4 separate regions of the Mus musculus genome follow, and regions 1, 3 and 4 are each linked to region 2. The links are chromatin loops, found by intact Hi-C in ENCODE. Cell type or tissue: heart. All regions are shown on one strand. Each heading gives the region's core, and the rest is flanking DNA. Links, peaks and the distances in the headings are about the cores only. Region 1 has its middle 8.9 kb from the start of Ifnl3. Region 2 overlaps Gmfg (glia maturation factor, gamma). Region 3 overlaps Fbxo17 (F-box protein 17). Region 4 overlaps Pak4 (p21 (RAC1) activated kinase 4).

What was found. Hi-C counts contacts between places; a loop is a spot of excess contacts. Peaks named below come from ENCODE experiments on the same cell type or tissue, not always from the same donor. Only the 100,000 strongest peaks of a DNase experiment are listed, where the experiment ranks them.
Region 1: a loop joins it to region 2, with 8 times the contacts of the local background. A loop is called at or near these places in 30 of 42 quality-filtered maps.
Region 3: a loop joins it to region 2, with 4 times the contacts of the local background. A loop is called at or near these places in 19 of 42 quality-filtered maps.
Region 4: a loop joins it to region 2, with 10 times the contacts of the local background. A loop is called at or near these places in 3 of 42 quality-filtered maps.

What each region holds. Positions count from the first base shown.
Region 1 is chr7:28,528,065-28,535,420 of GRCm38, forward strand. It overlaps the pseudogene Gm19880. Among named protein-coding and RNA genes, the nearest start is that of Ifnl3, 8.9 kb to the left of the region's middle. In heart, for the core only: no CTCF peak of the experiment used is centred there; no DNase peak of the experiment used is centred there.
Region 2 is chr7:28,442,669-28,450,024 of GRCm38, forward strand. It overlaps Gmfg (glia maturation factor, gamma), which reads left to right. Exons shown (of 7, transcript NM_001039192.2): 4 at 552-601; 5 at 2,185-2,267; 6 at 3,249-3,322; 7 at 3,704-5,562. The coding sequence ends at 3,775. Among named protein-coding and RNA genes, the nearest start is that of Gmfg, 5.4 kb to the left of the region's middle. In heart, for the core only: a CTCF peak has its summit at 3,951 (motif pointing right); DNase peaks (open chromatin) are centred at 2,113 and 3,983; H3K27ac peaks cover 270 bases; H3K27me3 peaks cover 1,156 bases.
Region 3 is chr7:28,722,232-28,729,587 of GRCm38, forward strand. Fbxo17 (F-box protein 17) reads left to right here. Exons shown (of 7, transcript NM_015796.2): 2 at 2,384-2,496. Among named protein-coding and RNA genes, the nearest start is that of Fbxo17, 9.1 kb to the left of the region's middle. In heart, for the core only: CTCF peaks have their summits at 2,193 (motif pointing right), 4,617 (motif pointing left) and 5,547 (motif pointing left); no DNase peak of the experiment used is centred there; H3K4me3 peaks cover 277 bases.
Region 4 is chr7:28,564,990-28,572,345 of GRCm38, forward strand. It overlaps Pak4 (p21 (RAC1) activated kinase 4), which reads right to left. Exons shown (of 10, transcript NM_027470.3): 2 at 4,804-4,877; 3 at 3,045-3,309; 4 at 1-282. The coding sequence starts at 3,248. Among named protein-coding and RNA genes, the nearest start is that of Mir7049, 7.7 kb to the left of the region's middle. In heart, for the core only: a CTCF peak has its summit at 3,422 (motif pointing right); DNase peaks (open chromatin) are centred at 3,452 and 5,722; H3K27ac peaks cover 1,391 bases.

The DNA.
Region 1 (7,356 bases), core at 1,233-6,232, 86 kb after region 2:
GGTCATAGTGAGGTTTGCTGGCAGTTTCCTTTTCTCTGACGTCAGCCGGCCCCGACCGGCTCTGGCCTTCCACAGCCTGAGGCTCCCCCTGGCGGCGGGTACAGACCTCACCCCTCACACCTTTTTTCTCCTCTCACCTCCGCTGCCCTGCCCAGATGACCTGGCAGGGTGGAACCCAGGCCAGGCTGAGATTCCAGATGGAGCTGAGGGTCTCCACGCTTTGAAGCTGAAGAGGACTATGAAACTAGAGGCTCCCAATGCGAGGCAGGTTTATCCAAGGGATGCAGGGCATTTTGGAGCTAACTTCATGCTTCCTGTGGGTGCTAATCTATACCCTTTCTGCAAGGGCTTAACCTTCACTTCTCTGCAAGGGTGAACCTTCCTCCCTTCTGCATGGGATAATAGTCACCTCTCTCCCTGCGGGGGCTAATCTGTGTCCTCACCCTTCAACAAGAGTGGGCGCTGTCACGTGTGGCTTTTCCCTTTCCCAGAGCCTGGGGTTCTGCGGCAGCTTCGGGTGAGTTGAAGTTAGCTTCAACTCTGCCCTCTGTTGGCCATGCACAGTTGCTTCTCTCATTCCCCACCCCACCCCCAATCTTCTCGCTCCTACCTGTTCCCTCCCTGACCAGGCTGGTGCCCTCTCCTCTGCTCCTCCTACCCGGTCCCTGGGTGTTTGTTTGTTTGTTTGTTTGTTTTCTTTCCTCCCAACAGCTGTTCTCATCTGGAACCCTCACCTGTGTCTGTCTCCTTGCCCCGGTGTAGAGGTGCCCCGTAGCCTTGCAGTCTGAGATGGCCAAGGCTATGAAGGTCCTGGGAAGCAGGGAGTTGGGCGATATCCTTTCATTCACTAATTTATGTCGCTGTGACCACTATTCTGGATAGAGACAACTTAAAGAAACAAGGCTTTGTTTTGGTGTGCAGATTCAGGGTTTTTAGCCCCCCAGTCCCTAATCCCCCACTTTGAACTCCCCAAACCCAGCCCCTCCCACTCTTGTGGAAAGGGCAACATATCAGATCAATTCATTTGGGGGCAGTAGCAGCATGTCGTCCAGCCTGTTCACATCACAGAAGACCAGAAAAGCAGAGAGGGAGGCAGGAGCTAGGCAGGTATCACCCCCAGACACAGAGGTTGCTCTTACAGGGGACCTGGTTTTGGTTCTCAGCACCAGGCACATTTCAGATTCAAGCCGTCACAGACATGCACTGGCCCCTTCCAACTCTGCATGACAACCACTTCTGGAACAGTAAAAATCCTGAGCCCTGGGTCACCGTGTCTCGGCTTTACCCAGTAGAGCTTCCTTCCTCTGCCATAGCTCACGCTCAGAGCTCTCATTTTCTACCTACGGAACCACCATCTCTTTTCCTAGATGCACAGGCTCCAGGAGGCCCAGAGCAAGGTGAGTCTGGGGACAGGACTAGGATCTGCAGTGCCTGGGAGCCCTGAGCCCCAGCAGGCCCTGAGCCAGCCCTGTCCTCAAAGGAAACCCTCGGCTGCCTGGAGGTCTCTGTCATTTTTAACCATTTTCCCTTGCTCCACTGTGACCTGAAATGTATGTCTTGAATTCTGTTGCCTGTTACTCCAGGGGCTTAGGTTTTATGGCAGCCTTTCCTGCCCAGGGTTGCTGGATCCAGGTCTCTACCGCTTGCAAAGCTCCCCAGATGCTTATACTTATGACCCTAGACTCTTGAGAACCGAACAGTGACAAGTATATCTGTGTGACATCGAGCTTGTTTGTGTCATGACTGTGTAAACACATGTAACACTGGAGAACTTCCTCAACTTCAGTGTGTGTGTATATATATATATGTGTGTATGTATGTATGTGTACATGCGTATATAAATGTGTGTACATGACTGTGTGTATGCATATGTGCATATGTAAGTATGTATATGTGTGTATATATGTATATATACATATATGTATGAGTGTGTATATATGAGTATGTACATGGGTATATATGTATGTGTGTATATGTATGCATGAATATGAATGTGTTTATGCGTGTGCATATGTATGTGTGTTGGGAGCGACCCTGTTTGAATGTTAACTGCCTTGTCAGCCATAAGTGCTTACTTACAAAGTCTTGGCCTTTGTGGGAAAGCACTAGCCCAGCTGAGTACAAATAGACATAGATCCTGAAGTCAGGCAAGAACAAATAGCTATAAGTCTTGTGGATAGGTGCCTGATAACCCATTCTGTTCTGATCTTCCTGCTGAACTGTTTACCCAGTCAATATCCTGTTCCTGGGAATAGGTGCATTACCCAGAGACAAAGTGACCCCCCTCCACCCACCCTTCCTGCTCCTATGAGTATATAACCTGTGTGGGAAAAATAAAAATTTGTCAGCTTGAACAGAACCGCTTGTCTTGCTTGTTCTTTGTGTTCCTTTGTCCCCCATTCTCTTCCAGGTGTCCCCTCAAGTCCCTGTTCGACTGTCCTGTGGGTCGGGACATATGTGTATATGTGTGTTATGTGTATGTATGTATGTATGTATGTATGTATGTATGTGTATGTATGTATATGTGTGTATGTGTGTGTATATGTCTTAAGTGAACTTTTCACTCAGGATAGAAACAACATTTGCTTCTCCAAGATGGGACACCAACAACAGACCAAAGTCCAATTTGGGGAGCCAATATGTTTCTTGGGATTAAAGAGATCATAGGTGATCCGATCCCCAAGCTGCCTTCCTGACAGAGTGTCACCCCACATAGAAGGGTGACATACATCTTCCTACAGGTGAAGACCCCCTCTTTAGCTACTTTTCATACTCTATGTATTCTAAAAACCTCCTGAGACAAGGTCATGAGAGCACTTGACAGATTCCATACTGACAAGGGAGGGGTATGCAGGAGGGAGCAGCTGGAATCTCAGGCAGGGACCTAATGGCCTCCACACTCTCCTTCCCTGGGGGAAGGTCTACAGTCAACAGGCCTGGTCTCTTTCCAATGGTAATTGATTAACTAATTTTTGAGACAGGTTCTCACTGTGTAGCCCTGGCTGATCTAGAACTCACCAAGTAGATCAGACCAGCCTGGAATACTTGGTAATCCTCCTGCCTCTACCTCCTGAATGCTGGGGTTAAATGCTATTATGCTTGGCTTGCTCTGTATTTTTTATATTGTATTATATTGTATTATATTATATTATATTATATTATATCATAATATAGTAATTTAGCTTGTGTGTGTGGAGGTAAGAGGACCACTTGTGTGAGTCATGTCTCTCTTTCAACCATGTGGGTCCCAGGGCACAAGCTTAGTCATTAAGCTTGGGGACAAACACTTTACCCACTAAGCCATCTTGCTGGCCGAACAAGTCTGACCTTGAGGGTGTCTTTGCGTAGCCACAATGGCTCTGATAAAAATAAGAGCTGTTAGGCTGGAGAGATGGCTCAGCAGTTAAGAACACTGATTGCTCTTCCAGAGGTCCTGAGTTCAATTCCCAGCAACCACATGGTGGCTCACAACCATCTGTAATGGGATCCGATGCCCTCTTCTGGTGTGTCTGAAGACAGCTACAGTGTACTCATATAAATAAAAATAAGCCGGGTGTGGTGGCGCACGCCTTTAATCCCAGCACTCGGGAGGCAGAGGCAGGCGGATTTCTGAGTTCAAGGCCAACCTGGTCTACAAAGTGAGCTCCAGGACAGCCAGGGCTATACAGAGAAACCCTGTCTCGAAAAAACAGAAACAAAAAAATAAAAAATAAAAATAAAAATAAACCAGGCAGTCATGGCTCATGCCTTTAATCCCAGCACTTGAGAGGCAGAGGCAGGTGGATTTCTGAGTTCGAGGCCAGCCTGGTCTACAGAGTGAGTTCCAGGACAGCCAGGGCTATACAGAGAAAACCTGTCTCGAAAAAACAAAAAACAAAAAAAAAATAATAATAAAATAAAAATAAATAATTAAAAAATAAGAGCTGTTCTGTTCTGAGGCCTATTCTATAACAACAGTGAGACAGACAGACACGCATACACACACACACACACACACACACACACACACACAATAATGAGGGAGAGGGAAAGGCTGAACATGAAAGAATGGCTGAGAGTATCATAAGGGATTCTGACAGCCACATCACGGGATCTGTCCCCACTTGTGACGGCAGCAGCAGTTAACAGCTGGAGCTAATGAGCTGTCCGGAGTGAGGCCACATCTGGGTCACAGAGCCCAGTCTGTGTGTCTGGGGGATGACTCCGGCATGTGTCTGTGTTCTTCCGTAGCAACTCCCCGTAGTTTTGGGCCTGCAGCAATGTCTCAAGCCATCTTCCAACTATCTGTGGTTCCAAAGTGGGTGGTTTACAAAGAATGGTTTACAATACAATGCACGTGTGCTACCTTGGGTCCAGCCCACTCCTCAGCACTGGATGAGAAGTAAAACTAGAGGCAAGAAAAAAAAAAGTTTGTTTCTTAGTTTGGGAGGCTAGGAGATCTTCTCTGCCCCTGCTGAATTCACTGTGGAGTTAGGGCTGGTCTCGAACCCCTGATCCGGCAGCCTCTACTCCAAGTGCTAGGATTAACTGATGTGCGTCGGTTCTCCTCTCCTGTGCCATGCGAGGGTTCTTCGTGACCGACCTGAGTATAGTTACTGACTTCTGGAACCTGCATATATTCAACTTTACAAGTCAGTGCCAAAATGTTTCTGTCAGAGTCTCTAACACATCCTTTCCCCTTATAGTACACATCCCCCCACTTAAGCTAGTTTGAGTGGGTTTCTATTGCTTCCAATCAAAATGAATTTTAACCTACCCGAGCCATCAAAACCGACTACGGGATGACAGCCGTGTCTGTGATATTTCTCCTGAGAGATCCCTACCCCAACAGCTGCCATCTGCAGTGGTTTCAAAACTCCTGTGGAAATCTGTCACACCAACAGTATTGCGAGGCGAGGCCTGTGAGAGGTGGCAACGTCATGACTGTGTCACCATCACGAATGGCTGAAGGTGGCTGAGTGGGAGTGAACTAGTTATCACAGGAGCAGAGGCCTGAGAGTCTCTTCCTTCGCACACATGGACGCCCTCCAAGATCCAGCTTAATAGCTTACAACTATCATCCCAGCAGTTGAGGCAGAGGCGGGAGGATCAGGACTTTGAGGCCAGCTTCAACTACATAGTGAGTTTGAGGCCAGCCGGGGCTATGAGGTCCTGTCTGAAAAACAAAACATGAGAACTGGGGAAATAGCTTAGTGGGAAACGTGCTTGTTGCACAAATTTGAGGGCATGAGTAGAAAGCTAGGTGATGGCGGTGCCTTGTGACGTTGGTGCTCTGTGACATCGGTGCTGGGGGGAGGAAGAAGGGGCAGAGAGACACAGGCAGCTCCCTGAAGGTCACTGACCAGACACAGTGACCTCCATGGTGGTGAGCTCCAGCTTCAGTAAGAGACCCGATCTGAAAAAATACAGTCGTGTGAGCAACCTGTGATATTTGCACAACTCCAGGACATAGTTCTCAGGGTCTGTCCCCTTGGTTAAGCAATGAGTGACTGAGGAAACAAGTCCCCAGGGTACCTGCCATCCCTCAGCAATCGTGGCTACCCATGGCCTGGCGTGCTCAGGGCTGATTTGCATGTTTTTCTGTCTGCGTGAAACACATTCAACATTTTCTTTTACATTTAAAAAAAACAAAACTTTTTGGGGCTGGAGAGATGGCTCAGCAGTTAAAGGCACTCACTGCTCTTCTGGAGGATCAGGGTTCAATTCCCAGCACCCACTCAGCAGCTCACAACTGTCTGCAACTCCAGTTCCAGGGCTTAGACACTCTCACACAGACGTACAAGCAGGCAAAACACCAACGCACATAAAATAAAAGCAAACAAATAGAATCTTTCGTTTAAAACAAAGACAAACCTTTTTTCCTTTTACTTTGTTTTATGTGTATGTGTGTCCTGCCTGTATGTATGTCTGTAACCACACATGTGCATTTTTAACAGAGTGGGCCACATCCCCTGGGACTGTAGTTGCAGATGCTGTCACCTGCCAATTGGATGCTGGGAATTGAACCAGGGTTGTCATGAAGAGCAGCAGCAGGTGCTCTCAGCATCTGAGCTGTCTCTCTAGTGCACCCGTACACTTTGAGACAGGGTTTCTCTGTGTAGCCCTGGCTGGCCTAGAACTCACTATGTAGACCAGGCTAGCCTAGAACTCTGCCTCCTCAGTGTTGGGTTTAAAGGTGTATGCCACCACACCCGGCTTCATATGTACGTTGTGTGTATTTCATTTGTGTGTGAGCATATGTTTGTGCGTGGGAGTGTACACTCCATGACAACGTCTGTGGATGTCAAAGGACACCGTTAGGACTCTTTCCTTCCACCATGTGTGGTTGGGTTCCAAGAATGGAACTTAGATCGTCAGCAAGCACTTTCCTGTCTGAGCCATCTTCCTGCTCCAGCTTTGTCATTTAAACCCTGTGCCATCCATAATGGCATTCATGTACAATGATTACTCTGAATGAGACACATTCCCTTTTCTCCCAGGGGTGGTGTCACATGTCTCCTTTTCTCTGGGCTGCTGGAAAAATGTCGAATCAAGGTTGTGAGATCTAAAAAGAGGGTTTCTTTTACTAATCAAAGCGTATCATGGAAATTTTTAAAAAGAAAAAAAGAGACATAGGTGCAGGCCGGCGTGTCCTTGGGCTGGAGAGCAGGACGTCTGTCTTCGAGTCCGAACATTCCTGGTGTTGACCAGCCCGGAGCAAATTAAAAATGGGTGATGTTGAAAAAGGCAAGAAGATTTTTGTTCAGAGGTGTGCCCAGTGCCACACTGTGAGAAAGGGAGGCAAGCATAAGACTGGACCAAATCTCCAGGGTCTGTTTGGGCAGAAGACAGGTCAGGCTGCTGGATTCTCTTACACAGATGCCAGCAAGAACAGAGGCATCACCTGGGGAGAGGACACCCTCCTTGATGGAGTATTTAGAGAATCCCAAAAGTACATCCCTGGAACAAAAATGATCTTCGCTGGAATCAAGAAGACGGGAGAAAAGAAAGACCTAATAGCTTATCTTAAAAAGGCTGCTAATGAGTAATTCCACTGCCTTATTTATTACAAAACAAATGTCTCATGGCTTTTAATGTATACCATAATTTAATTCATACACCAAATTCAGATCATGAATGGCTAGCAATGTTCTTGTTGGACAGTCCTGATTTAAGTGAAACTGACTTGTCATAAAGTGGGTACGGTCTTTTTTAAAGCAACAGTTCCAGTTTTATACATGCTACCACTGCTCTCCCTTTCTCAAGATAGGATTGGACTTAATTAGTAATGTTTTACTTTCCATAAATATGGGCATGTCACCTCAAACCTACTAAATGGTTTTATACTTAGATTTATATAACTGGGCATATGAATAT
Region 2 (7,356 bases), core at 1,099-6,098:
GGAGTTAAATAAAAAGAAAAGGTTGGGAGGACAACTGTACAGAGCTCTTGCCTGTAGAGCCAGGTCCTAGAGCTTAAAAAAAAAAAAAAAAGTTTTCATTTTAGATAAGGTAGCCCAAAGCCACTAGCAACCCTATATAACTGGATAAACCTCCCACTGTGGCTTTGCCGTCTGCAACAGCCTTCCTTCCTTCCTGCTGGAGCTAAGTCTGTTTGGCAGAGAAGGGTATTGACCAGGAAGAGCTAAGCTCCCTTAGGCCCCCTAAAAGGAAGTATACTAAAGCGGTTACCATGGGAATGCAGATTCAAATCGGAACTCTGGCATTTACTATCTTGTGCAATGTGGGGCAAGTCCCTTGACACTGCCGGACCTCAGTTTCTGTAGCTGTCAAAGTGGGCATAATAAGACCTTCCCATAAGGGTTCTGAGAAATCTCAATGAGTCCACATGCACTTCTTCTTAGCAAAATGTCTCTGCATGTTTTTAAGTGATCATTTAATAAACCAAATGACAGTCATTTGTTTGTTCCCTGTCTCTTTCTCTCTGCCTCAGAACATCTCCCCAGAAGAACTTAAGTTGGAATTGCCAGAGAGACAGCCCAGGTATATGGGGGGAAGGGGTAGAGTGGGGGAATATGGGTAGGGGGTGACAGACCTATAAACTGGGGGACTGTTGGGCTCTAGTTCTCTTTATGGGCTCAAGATCTCTGTGTTTGAAGCCAAGAAGTCATAGTCTAGAAACTTTTGTTGATATAATATTATTTTATTGCAGAATTTTCACTAGTATGTTAAAGAGCCATTTATTTGTTTTATGTCCGTGAGTATTTTGCCTGCAGCTATGACTATGTACCACATACGTGCCTGGTGCCTGCATAGGTCAGAAGACATCATAGATCTCCTGTGACTGGAGTACTAAGCTACCACATACGTGCCTGGTGCCTGCATAGGTCAGAAGACATCATAGATCTCCTGTGACTGGAGTACTAAGCTACCACGTGGGGCTTGGGAATGGATCCTAGGTCCTCTGCAAGAGCAGCAAGGGCTTCTAAAAACTGAGACATCTTTTCACCTCTTATACCAATAATTTTTTAAGGGGTAGACAAATCAGGAGAGCATTTTAAAAAATTTAAGGACAGGTGGTGGTAGCATGCACCTTTAATCCCAGCACTTGGGAGGCAGAGGCAGTTGGATCTCTGTGAGTTCGAGGCCAGCCTAGTCTACAAAGACAGTTCCAGGGCAACCAAGATAGTGAGCTCCTGTCTCAAAAAAGGTTTTTTTTTTTTTTTTTAATTTATGAGTATGCATGTTTTCATGCATGTCTATGCACTTCATGTCCATAGAAACCAGAAGAGGGTTTTGGATCCCCTAGAATCGGAGTGACAGAGCATTGTGAGCAACTTTGTGAACCTGAACCCAGTCCTCTGTAAGAGCAACAATGGTTCTTAACTGCTGAAATATCTCTTCCAGCACTTCCCCTTTTAAAAGAGGACTTAATTTATTATTTATGTGCGTGTGTCTATGGGAGCCACCTGACACTGGGTCCTGGGAAACTGACCTGCAGCCCCTACCTAAGAACAAAAAGTACCCAACCCCAGAGACATCTCTCTAGACCCTCTTGTTTCTTTGAAACGCAGTCTCCTGTATACCAGGTTGGCTCTGAACTCAATATACACCCAAGAACAGCCCTGGATTCCCAATCGTTTCACCTCTGCCTCGCAAGCACTTGGGATTACAGCTCTATGCTCTAATGTCTGATTTCCATCCTCCTGCTCTAGCCTTCTGAGTACTGGCATCAGAGGCCTGTGCCACTCTGCCTGACTCAAATTGGTCTGTTCACATCTTTCATCCTGACTCAGACCCCAAAAGAAAGGGACTTTTGACAACTGCAAAGAGCCAGGGCCCAGAAGGGGACCTCCCCTCCCAGAAGGGGTTCGATGCTGATTTTGTTTAGAGTTTTATCTTACAGTTTGTCTTTTCTGTGAAGTCCAATCGATCAGATTGTGGCACTTAGCACCTTGGCTCACATGCAGTTCCAGCTCCTGGGTCAGGCACCCAGCATGCAACTGCTGAGCCAGCCCTCAGGGCCCATTGCTGGGATAGGGAAGTCCCGGGCCTAGCCCCAGATTTAAGGATGTGAACTCAGAGCATCGATCGCGCAGCTTCTCAGGTCTCGTTCTCTTCCGTAGGTTTGTGGTCTACAGCTACAAGTACGTGCATGATGACGGCAGGGTGTCCTATCCTTTGTGCTTCATCTTCTCCAGCCCCGTGGGTGAGGACAGTGTCTTAGATTCTCTGGAGCAGTGTGTGTGAGAGAGAGAGTGTTTGTGAGTGTGTGTCTGTGTGTGTTGGGTGTGTGTTTGTGAATGTGAATGTAGAGTGTGTTGAGTGTGCATGGCTGTGTTATGAGTGTGCGTTTGTGAGTGTGTGAGTGAGTGTGAATGTGTGTGTGTGTCACTGTGGAGGTGTCAATAGTAACCAGGTATGGTGGCACACACCTTCTAAAACCAGCACACAGGAGGCAGAGGCATGCAGATCTCTGTGAATTTGAGATCAGCCTGGTGTGAATAGCAAGTCCCAGGACAGCCAGAGCTACATAGAGACTCTGTCTCAAACAACTCTCCCTAAACACACACACACACACGCACACACACACACACACACACACACGCACACGCACACACACCATAGCCAGGCATGGTCATGCTCTAACTGTGATCTCAGCACAGAACTTGGGAAGCTGATGCCAGGCCCGACTAAACGACAACTAATCTGAACAAGTCGGGCAGGCAGGCATGGTGGCTCAAGCTGTTAATTCCAGCACTCAGGAGGCAGGGGCAAGCAGATCTTTGTGAAATCAAGGCCAGTCTTGTCTACACAGTGAGTTCAAGATCAATCTTGGCTACATAGCGAGACCCTGTCTAAGGAAAAGAAAAAAAAAAAGAGTAATCATGTGAATGTGTGTGTGGGTGGGTGCGTTGTACGTGGGAGCTGAGAAGTGAAGGCAGGCATTTAGATTCGTCAAGAACTCATGGAATCCTGTTCATGTTACCTGGAAATCCCTGACAGGCTTCTGACTCTTCTCCCAGAGACCCTCACTATCACTTGAAGCTCCCAAACAAATGTAGAAACTCTTGAGGACGGATGACTTTCAAGGTCCTCCTCCAAGGACCTTCTGTGCCTACTGGACATTCCTAGAGCTTTACCAGTTATGTCGCGTTCCCCACCACATCCATCTCCCTTTCTCACACAGGCTGCAAGCCTGAACAACAGATGATGTACGCAGGAAGTAAAAACAGGCTGGTGCAGACGGCGGAGCTTACCAAGGTCCGGAGGGGCTCTGGAGGGGCTGGGCAACCTGAGGGTCTGAGGGAGGGAGCCAGGGGCTGGACCCCTGGGGTTGGTGGGCTGGGGGTAAATTCTAGACCCCAGAGAGAAAGGCTGGGCCTAGATCCTCAGGTCTGAGGGAAGTGGGATGGGCCTGGACTCCAAGGTCTGAGAAAGGAGGGATATGGAGGCTGGGATTTCTGGATTTGAAGCAGGAGGGCTTCTTGACAAACAAAGTAGGAGGGTGACTCCTGGGTTTCTAGTAGGAGGACTGGGGTACGGACTCCTGGGTTTGGAGGAGGATGGCTGGAATCTGGACTCCTGATTCCTAGGGGGTTAGGAATCCTCATTGGATCATAATGCCGATTGCTCTTTATCCAGGTGTTTGAAATCCGCACCACAGACGACCTCACCGAGACCTGGCTTAAGGAAAAGTTAGCTTTCTTTCGTTGACCTTTGAGCCAGGGATTTGGAATCCTTACTTCTGAAGGCTCAGATTGATAGGATATGAACATCCAAGAGCGAAATAAAGGTTAAAATTTCAGGAACTTAATAACGACATGGTATCTGCAAAATCTGAGCCTCTTTGTTGGTGCCGCCGGACAGTCCCTACAGTTCCAACTTTGGCCGGGAGGGGGCGGACGTTTCCAGCGAAACCAAGCTGGTCCCAGGAGAACAGACACCTGTTTCTCAGAAACCAAGGGAGGGGGGACTATGGGGTTTCCTTGGATGGAAGGTGGCCTGGGTCCCCTTAAGGAATTTGGAGAAATGTTTGAATCAATGAAGGGTCACGCCTAAGGGGATAAAGACCCTCGAGAGGAGAGCGCGGGCACCCTTTTTCTCCACCTGTTTCCCCCGCTCTGGGACAAGAAGGCATCTTTGGCGCCAAATGCTACTTTTCTCAGCCCTCAGATAGGAAGAATTTAAAGGCCAAAAGATGTCAAAAGATCAAAATGTAATTGCTTCAGGCACTCAGGAGGATGCTGAGGGATGGATGTTTTGAGGTTTTGCTAAGCTTGAAGGCCCAGGACTGTGGGGAGAGAGAATTCAGAACTCTCAGTGAGCCCCAGAGGGCTTGAAGAGTCAGGGAAAGGATACTCCCTATACGCTAGCCTTTTTTCTTTTTCTTTCTTTTTTCTTGGCACATCAGGGCATTGAATTTTCTCAAACCTCTGTTTCTCTTTGAAGGACATGTGTTGAGCACCCAAGCCATACAGGGCTCTGAGATGGGCAGTCACCACAAAGATGAATCATACTTTCTCTGCTTCTCCCAGTGTCTCCCATGGCTCCTCAATCCTCACACCCAAGGCCCCTGGAACTCCCTCCCTCCACCTCTTTCCAGGTTCCCCGTTGAGAGGTGGCCGTTGCCATGGTAACAATGACACAGTGACCTTGGGCCTGGGCTGTCCCTCCCCCAACCCTGGTGCTCTTAGACGAGCCTAAAAGGGAATTCTAACCCTGCCTCTCCCTCTCAGCCTTCAGATTCTTCCCCCCTTCAATCCGTGTTCTTTTATCCCCAGTCAAGACAAACCCTTGTCGAGAAGTTCTGCATAGAATATCTCTAAACTGGGCTATGGAGAAATGCCCTTAGCTTTCCATGTTCTGGGACATGTGGATCAAGCTGTCTCCGCCCTGCTAGAGGCTCCACCCCACCTATGTTTCTTCTGATCACAGCCTCAGTTCCCAATGGCTGGAGGTGGGAAAGAGAGGTCTGGGGATAAGAAGAGGCATCGAGGCCAAGCAACCGCCGCTGGCTTGCCGAGATCATGGAACTTGTCACAACAGTCACAACCTCAAATGCATAACAGCTAACTCTCCCACTGAGCGCTTCCTACGAGTCAAGGATCTGTGGGCACCATACGGGCATAGTTTAATTAACCTCACTCTGAAGACAAAGAAACCGAGGCACAGAAGGTGAAGCCATAGACTATCCCAGGCCCAAAGACCACACTATGGTTTTTTTATGCAAGAACTCAACAGCCATTTCTTTTCCCCCTCCATCCTCACTATCCTTCAGAGTTGAACTGGCTTTTCGGGTAGAACTGCAAATAACCCAATCAGAAAGGACCATGTAGGTGACTCGCCCAATCAAGAGCAAATCTGGAAAGCAAAGACTAACCAAAGGGGCGGAGGGGTGGTTCGATGGGTTCAGTCTTTTAAGAAGTACCAGCACCCTGATGTTAACTTATTTATTTACTTTTTAAAATTTTGATGTATTTTATTACATTGTATTTGTGTGTGTGTGTGTGTGTGTGTGTATTCTTTGGGCAGGAAGGCAAAAATGCAGAGTGTGGCTTAGGCATTAGTGGGTGGGGCTTAGACTTGTGGGTGGAACCTAGGATAAATACTATAATTAAGTCTCGAAGTGGGTGGTGGTGGTGGTGGTGGTGGTGGTGGTGGTGGTGGTGGTGGTGGTGGAGGAGGTGCAGTGATCGGGTATGACTGCAATCCCAGCACCTGGAAGGCACAGGCAGGCGGATCTCTGTGGACTGGAGGCCAGTCTGGTCTATAAAGTGAGTTCCAGGACAGCTAAAGCTACTGAGAAATCCTAATCTGGAAAAACCAAAGAAGAGTAAGAATCCTGAGTTTCAGGTTGGGCGTGGTGGCGCACGCCTTTACTCCCAACACTTGAGAGGCAGAGGCCCGCAGATATCTCTGAGTTCAAGGCCAGGTTGGTTTACACAGCAAATTCTGGGCCAGGTTGCCATACAGAGCTAGATTTGTGCTTTAGGGCAGGGCTTAAGAGGCAGCAGGTAGCCCTGGCAGTAGTGGCACATGCCTTTAATCCCAGCACTTGGGAGGCTGAGGCAGGCGGATTTCTGAGTTTGAAGTCAGCCTGGTCTACAGAGTGAGTTCAAGGACAGCCAGGGCTACACAGAGAAACCCTGTCTCAAAAAACCAAAAAAAAAAAAAAAGAGGCAGCAAGCAGGTGGGGCCAGAATTGGGGGTAGGGCCTAGGTGAGGAATTATAGGCTAGGTCATGAGGTCATGAGGTTGGAAGATGTGTTGCAGGAAGTAGGGCTCGGGTTAGTTCTTTCAATTACCTCTGCATCGTAGGCTCTTCACTCATTATCCATTATGTGTTCCTGTTACCTTCCCCTCTGCCCACACCTCCAGTCCAGGGACAATGTCACCCCTCTTTTGGATGCTTATGTGTGCTTCCTCTTCATGCACATGCTATGCTGCCATTTATTACTGTGTGACCCTGGGCAAGTGACTAGACCTCTCTGCCTCAGTGGTTCTCATCTGTAAAATAGGGATAGTCAGAGGAGAGCCTTCGTAATTGAATGCCCTAGAATCAGTGCTACATCTGTCTCGTTTGTTTGCTGCAGGTCTTCTCCTACTTCATTATGTGTGCTACGTGTGCACACATGTGAGTGTGTGTGTGTGTGTGTGTGTGTGTGTAAGGCAGAGGTCAACTTCAGGTGTTGTTTCTCAGGAGTGGCTCACCTTATTTTTATTGTTTTATCGTTGTTTTTAATAATTTATTTATTTTTCTTTTATGTGCCTTGGTGTTTTACCTGCACACATGTCTGGGTGAGGGTGTCTGGTGCCCTGTAACTAGAGTTACAGTTGTGAGCCTCTATGTGGGTGCTGGGAATTGAACCAGGGTCCTCTGGAAGAGCAGCCAGTGAGTGCTCTTAACCGCTGACCATCTCTCCAGCTCCCTACCCGAACTCAGAGATCAGCCTGCCTCTGCCTCCTGAGTGCTGGGATTAAAGGCAGGAGGCACCATCACCTGGCTTTTCTTTCTTTTTAAAATTATTTTGTCCATGTGAGTGTTTTTCCTGCCTGTGTGTCTGCACACTATGTGCATTTCTGGTGCGTGTGGAGGTCAGAAGAAGATGCTAGATCCCCTGGGACTGGAATTACAGACAATTGTAAGCCACCACACATAGGTGCTGGGACTTGAACCTGGGTGCTCTGCAGTGGCAATCAGCACTCTTAACAAATGAGCCATTTCTGTAGCCCTGGTCTACCAGGTTTATGAGACAGAGTCTCTCACTGGGGCCTACGGCTAGCAGATTAGGCTA
Region 3 (7,356 bases), core at 1,540-6,539, 280 kb after region 2:
ACAAAACCTTAAAGCCCACCCACACTTCCTTAAACCTTCTATAGGTTCCTTGGGGTTGGAGAAGTAGCCAATCAGTTAGAGCATTGGTCTTGGGGTTACGTCGCCCTCTTCAGGCCTCCACGGTACTGCATACTTATGGGGCACAGATATACATGCAGGGTCATTCATACACATAAAATAATTAAATTAAAAAAATTAATGTCATGGGCTGGTGAGATGGCTCAGCGGTTAAGAGCACCGACTACTCTTCCGAAGGTCCTGAGTTCAAATCCCAGCAACCACATGGTGGCTCACAACCATCCGTAACAAGATCTAACACCCTCTTCCGGAGTGTCTGAAGACAGCTACAGTGTACTCACATATAATAAATAAATAAATCTTAAAAAAAATTAATGTCATTTCCAGTCAGATGGTGGTGGCGTATGCCTTTAATCCCAGCACTCAGGAGGCAGAGACAGAGGCAGGCAGATCTCTATAGGTAGAGGCCAGCCTGGTCTACAGAGTGAGTTCCAGGACAGCCAAGGCTACACAGAGATACCCTGTCTTGAAAAACAAACAAACAAACAAACAAACAAATAAAATAAAGTTATTTCAGGCTGGAGAGATGGCTCAGTGGTTAAGAGCACTGACTGCTCTTCCAAAGGTACTGAGTTCAAATTCCAGCAACCATGCGGTGGCTCACAGCCATCCATAATGAGATCTGATGCCCTCTTCTGGTGTGTCTGAAGACAGCTACAGTGTACTTATATACATAAAATAAATACATAAACCTTTTAAAAAATAATTTCCAATCATCCCAGCACCATTTGTAGAAAAGGTAATCTTTGTCCAGTAATGGCCCCTGTGAGAATGCCTAATACTGCCAAGACAGAGGACTCCATGTTTTATTTTGGCTTTGTTTCTTCAGGAGCCAAAACTAGCTTTATTCCTTTCTCTTGTAGTTTATGAAACAAACAAACAAAAACCTGCAGTCATAGTTTTGATTTTCTTAGATTTTTCTGTTCAGTCAGAATTCTTGGGAGGCTGAGGGTGTGGCCAGAGTTCCCTGGTCTAGATGTCCCAGCAGGTGCAAGGTCCTGGGCTGGATCGCCAGCACAGCAAAGTACAAAACACATAGAAACTTCTAAGGTGGAGGGCTGTGTGTAATATATGTGCTTGTTGAGTTGTTGTGGTTGTTAGCCAGGGCAGGACTGGTCCCGGTATGAATTTCATAACTACCAGCTACAAGGCTAGTGCAAGCATGCGCACAAAAGCCTTCTGGAATCTTCTCTGGCTCTAAACAGGCAGACAATGGTGAATGGAAAGTTTAGGGTTGGGATACCATCCTAAGAAGTCCTAGGTTGTTACTGGGTTGGGGGAACTCTAAGCAACATGCTACAGTGCCCAGAGTTTGAATTATCCATTGTAGAGAGTACTGTCTACTAACATGTACCTTAAATTCCAAGTTCCTACTGTATGCAGAAGCTCTAGGCCAGCCAGGGATATGAAAACATTAAAGAATGCAGAATACTCCAGGCTTGGTGCCTCACGCCTTTAACCCCAGCACTGGGGAGGCAGAGGCAAATGAGTTCTAGGCCAGCCTAGTCTACAAATCGAATTTAGGATAGCCAGGGCTGTTATACAGAGAAACCCTGTCTGGAAAAAATGCAGAATGGAAGCAGGGGGTGGGGGGCTCAGCAGGTAAAGACCCTGTGTGCCGGAAGGAGGCATCAGACTCCCCCAGTTGTCATGCAACTTCCACACCTACACACTACAGCATGCACACTCATGCACAGCAAATGTTTTTTGTTTGCTTGTTTGTTTTGTTTTGTTTTGAACACAGAATGATTTTCTATTGGTTTTGCCTGCAGCTGTTAACTGATTAAATTCCCTTATCTCTCCTCCCCTTCATTTTGTGGCCCATATACATAAACTTACAGCCATCTTAAGCTTCCCTTTATACTAAAAGCTTTAATTTCTCTTTATTTCCTTATGGGGCCCTGTATGACTCCATAGTCATGGGCAGGCTGGGCCAACACTCTACCTCTGAGCCATGCCCCAGACCATCACTGGCTGGCCAACACAATGGATTTTTTTTTAACTAAGGTTTATTTAAGTTTAATTAATTTTAAATGTGTATGGGTGTTTAACTTGCATGTATGTATGTGTGCCACATGATTACAGTACCCGTATAGGCCAGAAGAGGGCATCAGATACCCTGGAAATGAAGTTACAGGTGGTTGTGAATTACCAAGTGGGTGCTGGGAATTGAACCCAGATCCTCTGGAAGAGCAGCCACTGAGTCATCTTTCCAAGCCACTGAGTCATATTTCCAACCCTCTTGACTGTTTTGTTGTACAGTGAAATACATACTTACTTTATGACCCAATAATTCCATTCCTAGGTATTTACTCAAGAGAATGCAACCTGTGCCTACATAGACCTTCATACATGAACAATCATAGCAGCTTCATTCATAACAGCTCCAAGTGGGGAGCAGCTCAAGTGCCCATCAAGGTGAGTGGATAAAACAAACAGATTGTGGTTCATCTGGTCACTGACATATGACTCAGCAAGAAAAGGGGAGTGGAGCTGATGGCTCCATCCAACTATGTGGATGATCTGCTGTTAGCTGTTTGTTTGGAAGGAAGAAGCCAGATTCAGGGACTGAGTGGTATGTGTCAACCAGAGACCAATCAGGAGCCTGGAATCACGTAGTCATTGGAACCATGATTGTTGATGTCTCAGAGCTATGAAGAGTAACAGGAGCGACTCAGTGGTTGGGAGGTAGAGAGAGACAGGCCGATCTCTTGAGATCAAGGGCACAGACCTGTGATCTCTGCACTTAGGCCCAGGCTGTAAGACCAACAATAGTAAGACTGTCTCAGGAAAACCAATACAAAACAAAGAAAACAAACAGGCTGGCAAGGTGTTTCAGTGTAGCCTGTCTTTAGCTACTTTGTGAGTTCTTTCTTCCACTCTTCTCTACCTTTCAACCCCCTAACTTTCAATAGGAGAGGGAAAAGGGAAAGAAAGGAAAGGGGGCACTTATAGTTAGACTACTTCCTGCTGATTAGGGGCATTGAGTTCCTTGGGGCAAATTTGATCTTCACTGTCAGGATATCTTGTTTCTTCTTGTTTTCTTCTTCCCTTACAACTACTTAACAAACAGTAACCAACAACAAGCAACAGCAGACAACAGCAAACAACCCACCCCTGCTCTCGGCTTTCATATGCCCTCTGATAACTCCCCAGAATTCCAAATGTCATACAGTCACAAAAACTATCTGCTGATGGCAAAAATCACACCCCTGCGAGAGCACGAGGCAAATTGTAGCCAGCTGCTAAAGACAGTCTGAAGCAGCGCCATAGGCTACACCTGGGAGTGAAAGGAAACCATATTCCCATAGTGCTTCTGTGTTTTCAAAGAAACCAAAACTCTTATTACATTTCAGCCAGTAAAGATACTTGCCACCAAGCCTGAGTTTCATCCCCAGAGCCCGTGTTGCAGGAGAGAACCAGCGCCTGCAAGCTGTCCACTTATCTCTATATGTGCGCACACACACACACACATGCACACACATACACACACACACACACACACATGCACACACATACACACACACACACTTAAAACATCATTTTGGGAACTGGAAAGATGTCTCAGTAATTAATAGCACCTTCTGCTCCTGTTTAGGACTGACATGGTCACAATCATGATTAATGTCTTTTCTAGGAAACCCAATGCCCTCGGATGACTTGTGTCTCAGGCACCAGACACAAATGTGGTGCACTCATTACATCCGTGCAGGCAAGACATTTATTCACATAAAATAATTATTTTTAAAACATCATCTTATATTATATGTGTGTGTGTGTGCCTAAGCACATGTCTGTATTCTTTGCTACCTGGGAAACTGAGTCAAGAGGGTAATTTAAGCCCGGTAGTTCAAGGCCAGCCTGAGCAACATAGGGAGACCATTACTAAGAAATGGAAGGAAGGAAAGGAGGGAGGAAAGGGAGGAGGGGAACAGGAAATTATGGAGGGAGTGAAAAATGAGTTGAATGAGGTGCCATACAGCCTTAATCCCGTCACTTGGGAGATAAAGACAGAAGGATAAGAAGTTCAAGGCCAGCCTTGGCTGCCTAGAACCTACTTCAAAAACACCAAGAAGAGCCACTGAGATAGCTCACGGGGAAGGCACTTGCCAGCAAGCTGGACAACCTGAGTTCATCCTCAGAAACTACTGGGTAGAAGGGACGAACTACCACCTGCAAACTTTCCTCTGATTGCACACACATGCTTTAGCATAAGTGCATCTACATGCACACAACACGCACTATATAAACAAGTGTTAAAGGTAAACATTTAAAGGAACAGAAAAAAAGAAATCAAAAGGAAGAACAATTAAAAAGACAGCAGCCCCAGGCTGGAATTGGCTTTACCGGAAGTGCATATCCAGTCGGAGGCCACACAAAAACGCATACAGAAAAGTGTCTGGAGCGAGATGGTAGTGCCAGCCACACGTGGCAGGAGCCAGGCGCTGGAGAATCCTGGTGATGCCATAGATGCGTCAGAGCCTGCAGGCGCATGCCGCAGAGAAGCCCAGCCGCCTGCCACGCTCCTCCAGCGCCCCCTACTGGAAACCTGTAGCATCGTGGTAGCCATCAGAGGAAAAAAAGACTTCAAGGCCTTTTTTTAAAGGCCTAATATTAGTTCAATAAATGGTTCATTGACCTGTTCTACAGCAGTTCAGTGCCGTGATCCTAGAAAGCTTAAGGCTAGGGCATATTCTAATCCGACTTGCACTAGAGTGAGACCCTGTATAACAACATCAACAAAAACAAAAACTACCATCGGATTCTAGAATACTTGAGGGCTGACAAGGCTCAGTGGGTAAAGGTGCCTGGTGACACACGTGACGACCTGAGTTCGATCCCCCGTGATCCACATGTCGAAAGAAGAGAATTGAAATTGATGTAATTATAAAAAAAAAAAAAAAGAAAGAAAAAGCCGGGTGAGTTCCAGGACAGCCAGGGCTATACAGAGAAACCCTGTCTCGAAAAACCAAAAAAAAAAAAAAGGAAAGAAAAGAAAAGAAAAACTTTTAAAAAGCCAAGCACTTTTTAATCCCAGCCCTCCCAAGGCAGAAGCAGGTGGATCTCTGTGAATTAACAGCATTGTTTATTTAGCAAGTTCCAGGGCAGCCAGGAATACATAGTCTCTCTCTCTCTCTCTCTCTCTCTCTCTCAAACATGCCTGCACCCATGCATGCACACCCCTTTAAAAAGGTAAAAAACAAACAAACAAACAAAAACACCTTGGATTTGGAGTGGGAGGACAAAGATAGATGGTTGCATAAATAATGATGTTGTTTTAATGCTCTGGGAACTAACTGAACTCAGCCAACTGGCCCACACTCAGGGGTCTCATATGTCATTGCTACAAAATGGAAGAGGAGTCTGGGTCACAGGATGATGGCTTTTATGTTGGTCCCCGTGTTGGGAATGCTAAACCAGCTGGCCAATCCCTGCTGTCTTCAGCACAGCACCCTCAAGTGGCCAGCTGAAATGTCAGCAGCTGGCACCGGCCGGGATGTGCTGGGGCCAGCTTGCACCAGCTCAAGTGGATAAACTGCGCGTATCTCTTTCCAACTTCACAGCCCTGGGGCCTCAGCTGGGCAGTGTAATTGTGTGATTCATACCCCAGGCAACAACCAAGGCTATAAACATTAGTCTTCCCACCCTCCGACCCCCACCTAGCCAGTTGTTAACTACCTAGCAACGATCTAGGACTCCCAAGAGGGATCGTGACTCTACAGGGAGTCAGAGGCATTTTTAGACTGCCACCTGGAAAATCCCTTGGCAGTGCCACTTCTCCAGTGACTGAGGCCTTGTGACTCGCAGACTGATGGAGTTACGTGTCAGAGAGCAAGTACCATCATCATAGTCCTTTTTGGAATGTACAGTCATAGGTTTTTGCAGATGGAATGTTAGCAGCATCCCCAGTTACCATGCCAACCAAAAATAACCAGCCAACAAACATGCAGCTCAGACTCTCTTACCAGTAGCTGAGTGACAAGCAGACAGTATCTGATTTCCCCCACCCAAACTGGTCTCAGCCAGTGATTGACATTTAGCCTCCAGATTGTGGGAGCGATGTACCATGGGCATCCCCACAGAGAGACCTGGAGTTCCTACATGCAGCAGACAGGATTCAAGCTTTGCTTGGCTCAGTCTTGCAGGCCCCCTACCCCTCTTCTTTTTCTGTGTAACACGCGTATGCATGGTGCCCTCAGAAGCTAGGAGAGGGTGTCAGATCCCCTGAAACTGGAGTTAGAGCAGTTGTGACCCACAATGTAGGTGCTGGGAAATTGAATCAGTCCTCTACTAGAGAAGTGAGTGCTATTGTCCCCTGGTCCATTGGTTCAGCCCCATTTGTCTGTCTGTCCTCTTCCTCCTCCTTTTCTTCTTGAGTCCCTAGCTGGTCTGGACCCCACTGTGTAAAGTAGGATGGTGCAAGCTCACAGAGATCTGTCTACCTCTACCTCAGGAGCACTGAGATTAAAGGTCTAGGCCACCACACTTGGCAAGAAAAAGAAATTTTTTTTAGAGAAAAGTTTAAAAAAGGGGGGGAGTAGTTTGGTGGTGAGGCCTCACAATTATAAAGGAGGCAGCCAGGGAAAGGCTCAGAGACGTGGCCACCTTTAAGTGAATACCTGAGTGAGAGGAGAACAGAGAGACAGTGGGCAGATAGTGTGAAACCTTACGGCCCTCAGAGAGGAGTCTGCCATTAGCTTGAGAACGGGGAGTTGTGGAGGGTTCTGAGCTGCACAGGACAGCACCTGACCCAAGTGTTTCCCCTACCTGAGTGCTTACGAGGAAGGAAGCACAGAGCCAGGAGATGGTGGTGGTGCAGGTGACAGCTGATGAGGACTAAGGTTCAAAGGTCATCTCTGACAGGCCATCAGAGCAGCCTCCAGTGAGGAACCCCGGTAGAAGCCTAGAATGAGAAGGTTCCTAGAACCTAGGTGACGACAGCGAAACGCTGCTGATGGCTACAGCAGAGAACACTCACCTTGCATCACTGCAGTCATTGAGGACCTTGACGTTACAGCGTGCTTAGAAAAGGTTCACCATCTGGGCATGGTGATACATACCTATAATACCGGCACGTGGGAGGTGAAGGCTGATGGAGTTCAAGGTCAGCCTTGGCTACATAGCAAGTTTGAGAGTATCCTGGGCTACATGAAATCCTGTCTTGGGGGTGAGGGGAAGGAAGGAAGGAAAGAAAAAAGGAAGAGAGGGAGGGAGGAAGGGAGGGAGGGAGGGAGGGAGGGAGGGAGGGAAGGAAGGAAGGAAGGAAGGAAGGAAGGA
Region 4 (7,356 bases), core at 978-5,977, 120 kb after region 2:
AGATTTGGGCCTTTTCTCTGGCCCCACCCGCCGTCTGTCACCACTGCCACTGCCTGCCTCACTGTGGCCTGTGGCCCGGGCTCTGCTTCCAGCTTTGTCAGGGGCCATTCTGGCCGGGGCTGCCCGCTCCTCCAGCATTCCATTCTCCTGGTGGGCACGGGCAGGTGGTGGTGGACTCTCTCTGCGTAGGGAGTTGGAGCGCGTCACCGACATGTTCTCAAATTCGTCAAGCAGCAGAGTGAGAGCCCCATCCTTGGCACCTTTGCTGCCCCGAACGATGGTCTGGGGTCCAGGCAATGGCAGGGTAGGGCCAGGAAGGAGGGGACACAGGTCGTGCATCCGACACAGGAAAGACAATACAACACAGAAACAAGACAGAGACAGGTGAGGTGATAGCCTGTGATGATGGGTGGGAGCCCCAGGAGCTGCTGTCACGCCCACCACCCACTCTGGTGCTCCCCCAACAAGTGCCTCTTGACTTTCCTTGGCTCCCAGCCTGGCAGCAAGCTCTGCCCTGTGGACTAGGGTGAGGGAGGAGAACTCAGCCTATAATCAGCCCCCAAGAGCTGCAAATTACAGGCCGCTTGGCTCAGCACTTCCTCCCCTGCAGGCTGCCAGCATCATTAACCCTCAAACCACGCAGCTCTGATCCCCTAGGGCAGAGGATGTGGCGCAGAATAGAAAGCCCACAGCCTAAAGCTAGGAGGCTTGGGAGCTGTGTGGCAAGCGTCAACTGAAACATGCCCTGAACCACCAAGCCTCCACTCTCCCTGCCCCACTGAGGTGTGGTCTTCTTGGCTCCTCCTGAGCACTGGGCACATCAGGCGGTTCCTCCAATACACTGGATGTGTGTCCATCAGCTCTTTGCCCTGCCCTACATCTCCCAAATGTCTCCATGGCTGTCCCACTCCCCTCCCAGAGGTCTCTGATCAAAACCTCCTTCTCTGAGGACTTGCTAACCCCTAGTTTAAATGCCAGCCCACAAGTCTCCGGCTCTTTCCTTTTTTCTTCTAGAACAGTGGTTCTCAGCCTTTCTAATGCTGCGACCATTCCTCATGCTGTGATGACCCTAAACACAAAATTATTTCATTGCCACTTCATAACTGTGGTCTGCTACTGTTATGAATTGTAATGTAAATATCCACTATGTGGGTCGTGACCCACAGGTTGAGAACCAGGGTTGTAGGCCTGCTGCAGCGGACTAGGCTGTGAGCCCAGGATGCTGCTTTACCCTGTGGCCTTCCCGGGGCTGAGCACTTGTTCTACCATTCACAGCCTACCAGGTCTTGGACCTAGATCAGAGTCCACACCAAGAACAAGGTACTTTGCAAAAGAAGGAAGGAAGGGAGGAGGAAGGCAAGAAGGAGAGGTGGGGAGTTGCCTGGATAGTCTCTGAGGCTGAGTTTATACTGAGCTCCCGGGAACGACCTGGAGTCCATAAGGCTCCTAATGGCATGCTGTGGTCCCAGCCTCTTGTGGGCCCTGGCTGTCTGCCTGAAAGCCTGGCCTTGTCCAGGGAGTCAAGAAAGATGGATGTTAGGTTTCAAACCCAGGACAAATGGCTGAGGTGCCTATTTGACATATCAAAGCAGACCAGGCCTCTAGCATTTCCCAGCATCCCTCAGTCCCTACCTGTTACAGGGTCTTTCTTTCCGGCATCCACTGCTTCCCCCTGGACTGCCTTCCCCCAGCTGCCTTTCCCTATATAATCCAGCCATTTTGGCTGCGCTGACTCTGCTGCCTTTTACCCTCCTGGCCTCCTGGCTCTTCCCTCCCCCTCTCCTCACCTGGCTCAGAGTCATGTCCACTCTGGCCTCTTCCAGATGCCCCTGCCTCTGGCTGTGCTCTCCCTCATACCCACAATAACCTCCTCCACCACACCTAGGAGCAGGCATGTTTACCTTTTTCATTTCTTTTTTCCTTCAGGGGCTACCTGCCAGGCTCTGCTATTAGAACCTGAGTCAGTGGTCAGGAAGCTTGTCATCTAGGCAGTCCCAGCTAAGGTGCCTGCCTGCACGGGAATTAGGACAAGTGTCCTTCCCCTGGCAGGACTGTGGAAAGGTGTGGAAACACAAGGGTGCATAGAGCAGTGGTGAAATTTTGGGGACACACAATGTGTGAGAAATGACCACAAAGCTCATTGGGTCATGGGAGTGTTTAGGGTGGGTTGTCTGGGGACTATGGAGGGGCCTACTTCATAACCAGTTGCTACTGGCTTCCAGCTGGCCTGGGGCATGAAAAGCCCATACAGATTCAGATGACAAGAGGGGCTTTCTAGGCAACAGAGAGAAGTCAAAGCTCTCACATGACCCTACGGGGCCACAGAAATAACCAGAAAGAGCCCAGCCTCCACCCAAGCACCACGGCTGTGGGTGCCCTGATGACGCTGCCTCTCTCCTGCCAGACCCTGGCTGGTCACTGGGAGAGGATGAATCAGCTGCAGGGCCGGGTACCCAGCCTGCTGACCATAGGCACGCCCAACTCCACCAAGTGGGGACACGTCTGGCTGTACTCCTCTGGGTCCCACCACCCATGGCATGAGTCCAGCTGGGGCACTCTTACCACTAGGCCTGCAAGGCTGTAGTTCCTGCCTAGGCAGTGAGACCACAATTCTCACATTGTACACGGGGGCGGGGGAAGTGTGAGGATCTTGGATCTAAACCTCAAGTCTCACTCCAACTGACAATTTGCTCAGGATGATAAGACTGAATGGCTGCTGCCCTGCTCCCATCTGCCTCAGCTGCTCCTGGACCTTGGAATGCAGCTTAGGCATCCCCTAGCCAAGCCCGGATGTTGTCTGGGAGCACTCCCATGTTGTCTCCCATGTCATGAAGCACTGGGAGACCAAGGTTGAATGTGTAGTGTTGTGGTGTTGGGGCAGGAGTGGAAGTCAGAAGCTGACCTTCCAGGATTGTACTGGCAGGTGGAAGGCCGACCACTGGGCTACAGAGGTGGGAGGTTCTGCAAAGAAGCCAGGAGCAATTGAAGGGCTGGGCCATTCTGGCAGTATGGGCTGTGGGCTAAAGTGGTGTGGTGATGGCTACCTTGGGGGCTCCAGGCTGGATGGACGTGATGCAGGCAGGGTCGATCAGGGGCTTGGGTCTGCGTGCTGATTCCTCAATCAGGCTCTGCCACTGGCGGGGCAGCCCTGTGAACTTCTGCTCATGCTGATCAAAGCCTGTGTGTACACGGTGCTCGAAGTTGGATGGGGCTGAGATCTCCACCCGCTTCTTCTTCTTTCCAAACATGGTTCCAGGGCCTTAGCACAGAGTTTGTGAACAGTGGGGTGGCTTGAGTTCTTACAGGCACCTGTAGGAAGGAAGCACCAAGGGAGGTGGGATCAGTGGCAGGTCATCTGTCACTCAAACCTTCTCCAATTCTTTGCTTCTGCCCTGGCTGGTTCAGCAGATATCTCATATACCAGCAGGGGGCAGCAGACTCTTCCTGGGCCCTCTGAGCAGCTATTTTTGTGGGTTCCTCTTGAGCAACTAGAGGGTCAGCCCAGCTGTCCTCTCTTCAGAGCCACAGCTCCTTGTGGCCCATCACCTTCACAGCAGCTTTCATACTGCAGGGCCTTTGCACAGGCAGTTCCCCTTGCCTATCATCCCAGGAGCTCCCTCCCTCCCCTCCTCCAGTTCCCCTTCCTGTGTTTAACACAGCCTGCTGGCCATCACTTCACCTTCAGATGCCCTCACCTTCGGGGAACCTGCTGCTATTCCTATGTGTAGTGCCTCTTGTCTCCCTCCAACCCCAGTAATGATAGCAGTGCCTACACCCGCCCATCCATAGTCTCCCTAGTCCCACCTCTGGGCACCAGTGAGCAGTCCCCACCTCTAGTCTGGCCACCCCAGCCATTGGCTACAGACAAATGGAATGCCTCTCCACACTGGGACATTCTCCTGTCTCTAGGGCCTGGGTCTTCAGCTGGGTACTATATAAATACCCAGGAAAGGCCAGTCAGGAACCCAAGGGTGAGCCAGGCATGGTGACATACCACTTTAGTCCCAATACTCGAAGGCAGAGCCATGTGGATTTCTGTGTGTTCAAGGCCAGTCTGGTCTACATAAGTGAGTTCTAGGCTAGTTAGAGCCTATCTCAAAAAGGGAGTGGGGAGCTGGAGAGAAAGCCCAGCAGGTAAGAGCACTGGCTGCTCTTCTAGGGGACCTGGGGTCAGTTTCCACATGGGAGCTCACAACTGGACATAACTCCACTTCTAAGGGATACGACACCCTCTGACTTTCAAGGACATTAGCAACACATGTGGTGCACAGACATACATGCAGGCAAAAACACTCATACACATAAACTTTAAAGACTAATAACCATTTTTAAAAAGTAAATTAAAAATAAATAACAACAGTTACAACAACAACAACAACAACAACAAAGAATCAAAAGATGAGCCAGGAGCACAGGCTCAGTAGCCGCAATCCCAGCTACTCAGGAGGCAGGAGGATGGCAAGCTCAAAGCTCTGCCGAGATAGAGTGGATTCAGGCTATTCTGATCAACGTGGTGAAATTGTCTCAAAATAAAATGATAAAAAGGTCTGGGGCTGCAGCTCAGCAGCAGAGAACTGCAGAGTAGGCGGGAGGCCCTGGGGTCCATCCTAGCTGAAGGACAGGATGATGGTGGCACCCCACAGAGGATCAAGCAATGAGGGACACTAGGCAGCCTCCCAACAATCCTCTGCCTCTCACTACCTGAGTCCTGGGTGATGAAGCAACTGAGCCCCTCCCTGCCTGGGACCAGCCCCTTATGCTGGAGAGACAGGCCCTGTGGGAAGAGCCTGGAGTCCGACAGACCTGGTCTGAAGCTGGCTGGGCTAGAAGCACCTTTGCGTGGGTGACGTCTCCTCCTGAGGCTTTGAGTTACTCATCTGTAAGACAGGAAGAAAAGATCTATCAGTCATTCAATCACTAACACCCACTCTACTCTGGCTGATAGTCGGACACGAGAACAACCTAGACAGCCTATGACCCACTAGGGTCTACCTGGGGCAGACGGTCCCTAGGTAGTGACAGTGTACACTGGTAGGGACTGGGCCCACAAAGTGCTACCAACCACGGAAGGATGGCAGGTGTGCTAAGGGAGGCTTCCTATAGGAGGCTTCAGGAGTGAAGGCCCAAAGGACCAAAGGGTGTCAGAGGACTTTCATCTTTGTCCCACCTGGCTCTTCAGTACCTGGCAGGGTGGTGGGCAGACACAGAACCAGCACCCAGCCCCAGTGAGACTCTGCTGGGGAAGTGGCTACAGACAAGTGTCCAGGGGGCAGCTCTCTTCTTCTCCAGGCATGGCTCTCTTTCTTGGGAGTCACTGGCTCAGCCTACAAGAAGGACATTAATGGGCAGCCAGCCAGGGAAACCGGTTTGGCAGCCAAGCCAAGAGAGAGGCAGGTGGGGACGCAGCAGCCAACCTGTCTCAACTGGTCCCAAGGGGCCAGCAGGTGGCCAGCCCCGGGCCTGGACAGGACTTTCCCAGCTGGTTTAGTTTCTTTGCTTGATCCAAGTCCAGGGGTTGTGGCTGAGGGTTGGGACAGCTAGGGCAGAATGGGCACCTCTGGCTTCCAGCCTTCTCTGCCTCAGAACCAGCACTGCAACATGCTGCCCTCCTCCCAGCCTTTCCTGTCCAGCCTGTCCCAGCACCCCGACCTCTGCACCAGGGCTACCCAGCCCTCCTTGGCGCTACGCCTGTCTCTACAACTCTAACAGTGCCACACCTTGTGCTGCCTGGCACAGCGTGGAGCCTGTGCTGCGACCTGCGGCTCCCTGTCCTCCGTGTCTAGCTTGCTATCCACCCTGAACTCTTGGCTCTACTCTCAGTTCCCACCTCCCACACCGAGGGAGCCCCAAAGCAGCTCCCAGATTTGGCAGTATAGGGGGTGGTAGTGCATGTGACCACTCACTAAGCATAGGGAAGCGCTCAGAATGGAAAAGGTGGGAGAGCTTTCAGCAGTGCCTTTCCATGCTCCCCCACACAGACCCCTACCCCCACCCATAAGCCCCAAGCCACCTTGCATACTGCAGCCACTTGTGACCCTGCAGGAGAAGGGGCGGAAGGGCACACCTCCGGATATTTGCCTGGGCCACCCCTTTCCTCTGGGCAGCATATGGAGGGAAGGACAAACAGAGGAACTGGTGTTTATAATGACCTGGTGTAGGCCCCACCCAGGCCCTTTTAGGCATCTCGTGGCTGGGATGGGTCTCCCAGGCCAGCTCAGAATTTCAGAGCCCTGCAGCCCAAGCCTCAACCCCCAGCTGACAGTTAGCTAGCACTATATGCCCTGATTTCTATATCTGTGAAGACCCAGCCCACAGCTCATGCCAGGAAGCTCAATGAGTGACCCTAGGGAAAGACTCCACTCTTATGCCTCAGTTTCCTCTTGTTGGGAGGGTGACGACAGAAGCTGCTTCCAGCAGCTTTTATAAGGAGTCACAGGAAAAACAAGCAAGGCACTGAAGGTCTGGCTCAGAGCCAACTCTTACTGACGCTTAGGCAGTAAATCCTCAATGCTAGTTACATGAGAACAGTAGCCAGCAGGAATGTGCACCTACTGTGTGCCACCTCTCTTAGAAGCACTGTCCCAGTATCTCTCACCCTTTGTTCCTGACCCAGCAGGAGAGCCACTGTGAGCCCCATGCCCTAAGTAAGGTTCTCACTTGTCATGGGCAAAGCCAGAGCAGACATGAGAGTAGGCCACTTCTCCCAGGGCCTATGGCCCCTGCTTCTGGCGCAGATCCAGCCAATGATGCTCAGCCCTGTGATATACGCACAGCCCTACAATGGAGGCACCTTATCCCAATTGTCTGGTGTGGAAACAGACTCCTTTGTCCAGGCACCCAACCAGTCAGAGGTTGCCAAGGTTTGACCCAGGAAGGTGAACACAACAGGCTGGCCTCTTACTAGCTTGCACTGTGTGCAGCTAGTCTGGGCCCCCATGATGCTTCTACCTGCCAGGCCCACACCTTATCTTTCCTCTCCTGTGCTGGACTTCACCTCCTACCCCAGCCTGCCCCAGAAATGGGTTTCCTGGACCTCCTCCCAGGATCTCTGGTGAGACAAGCTGGTCCCAGAAACGATGCCTGAAACCCTGTCCCCCCACCAATGTACGCCATGGGGTTCTAGAGCTGACATGCTCACTATGAAGGAGCCTGCGGCCCTGGAGAGTCACCAACACAAGCCCCTTGGCTTCCAGAGACCTCAGAGTAGGGGCTATTCTGGGCCAGTGTTGGGGAATCTTGTTGGACCCTGGAGGTAAAGGGGTGACTGAGTACCCACGGAAGAGATACAGATGGAGCAGTATGGCCAGCAGCTCCCTCCAGCCAAGGATACACACTAAAAATGACTATATTTTAAAA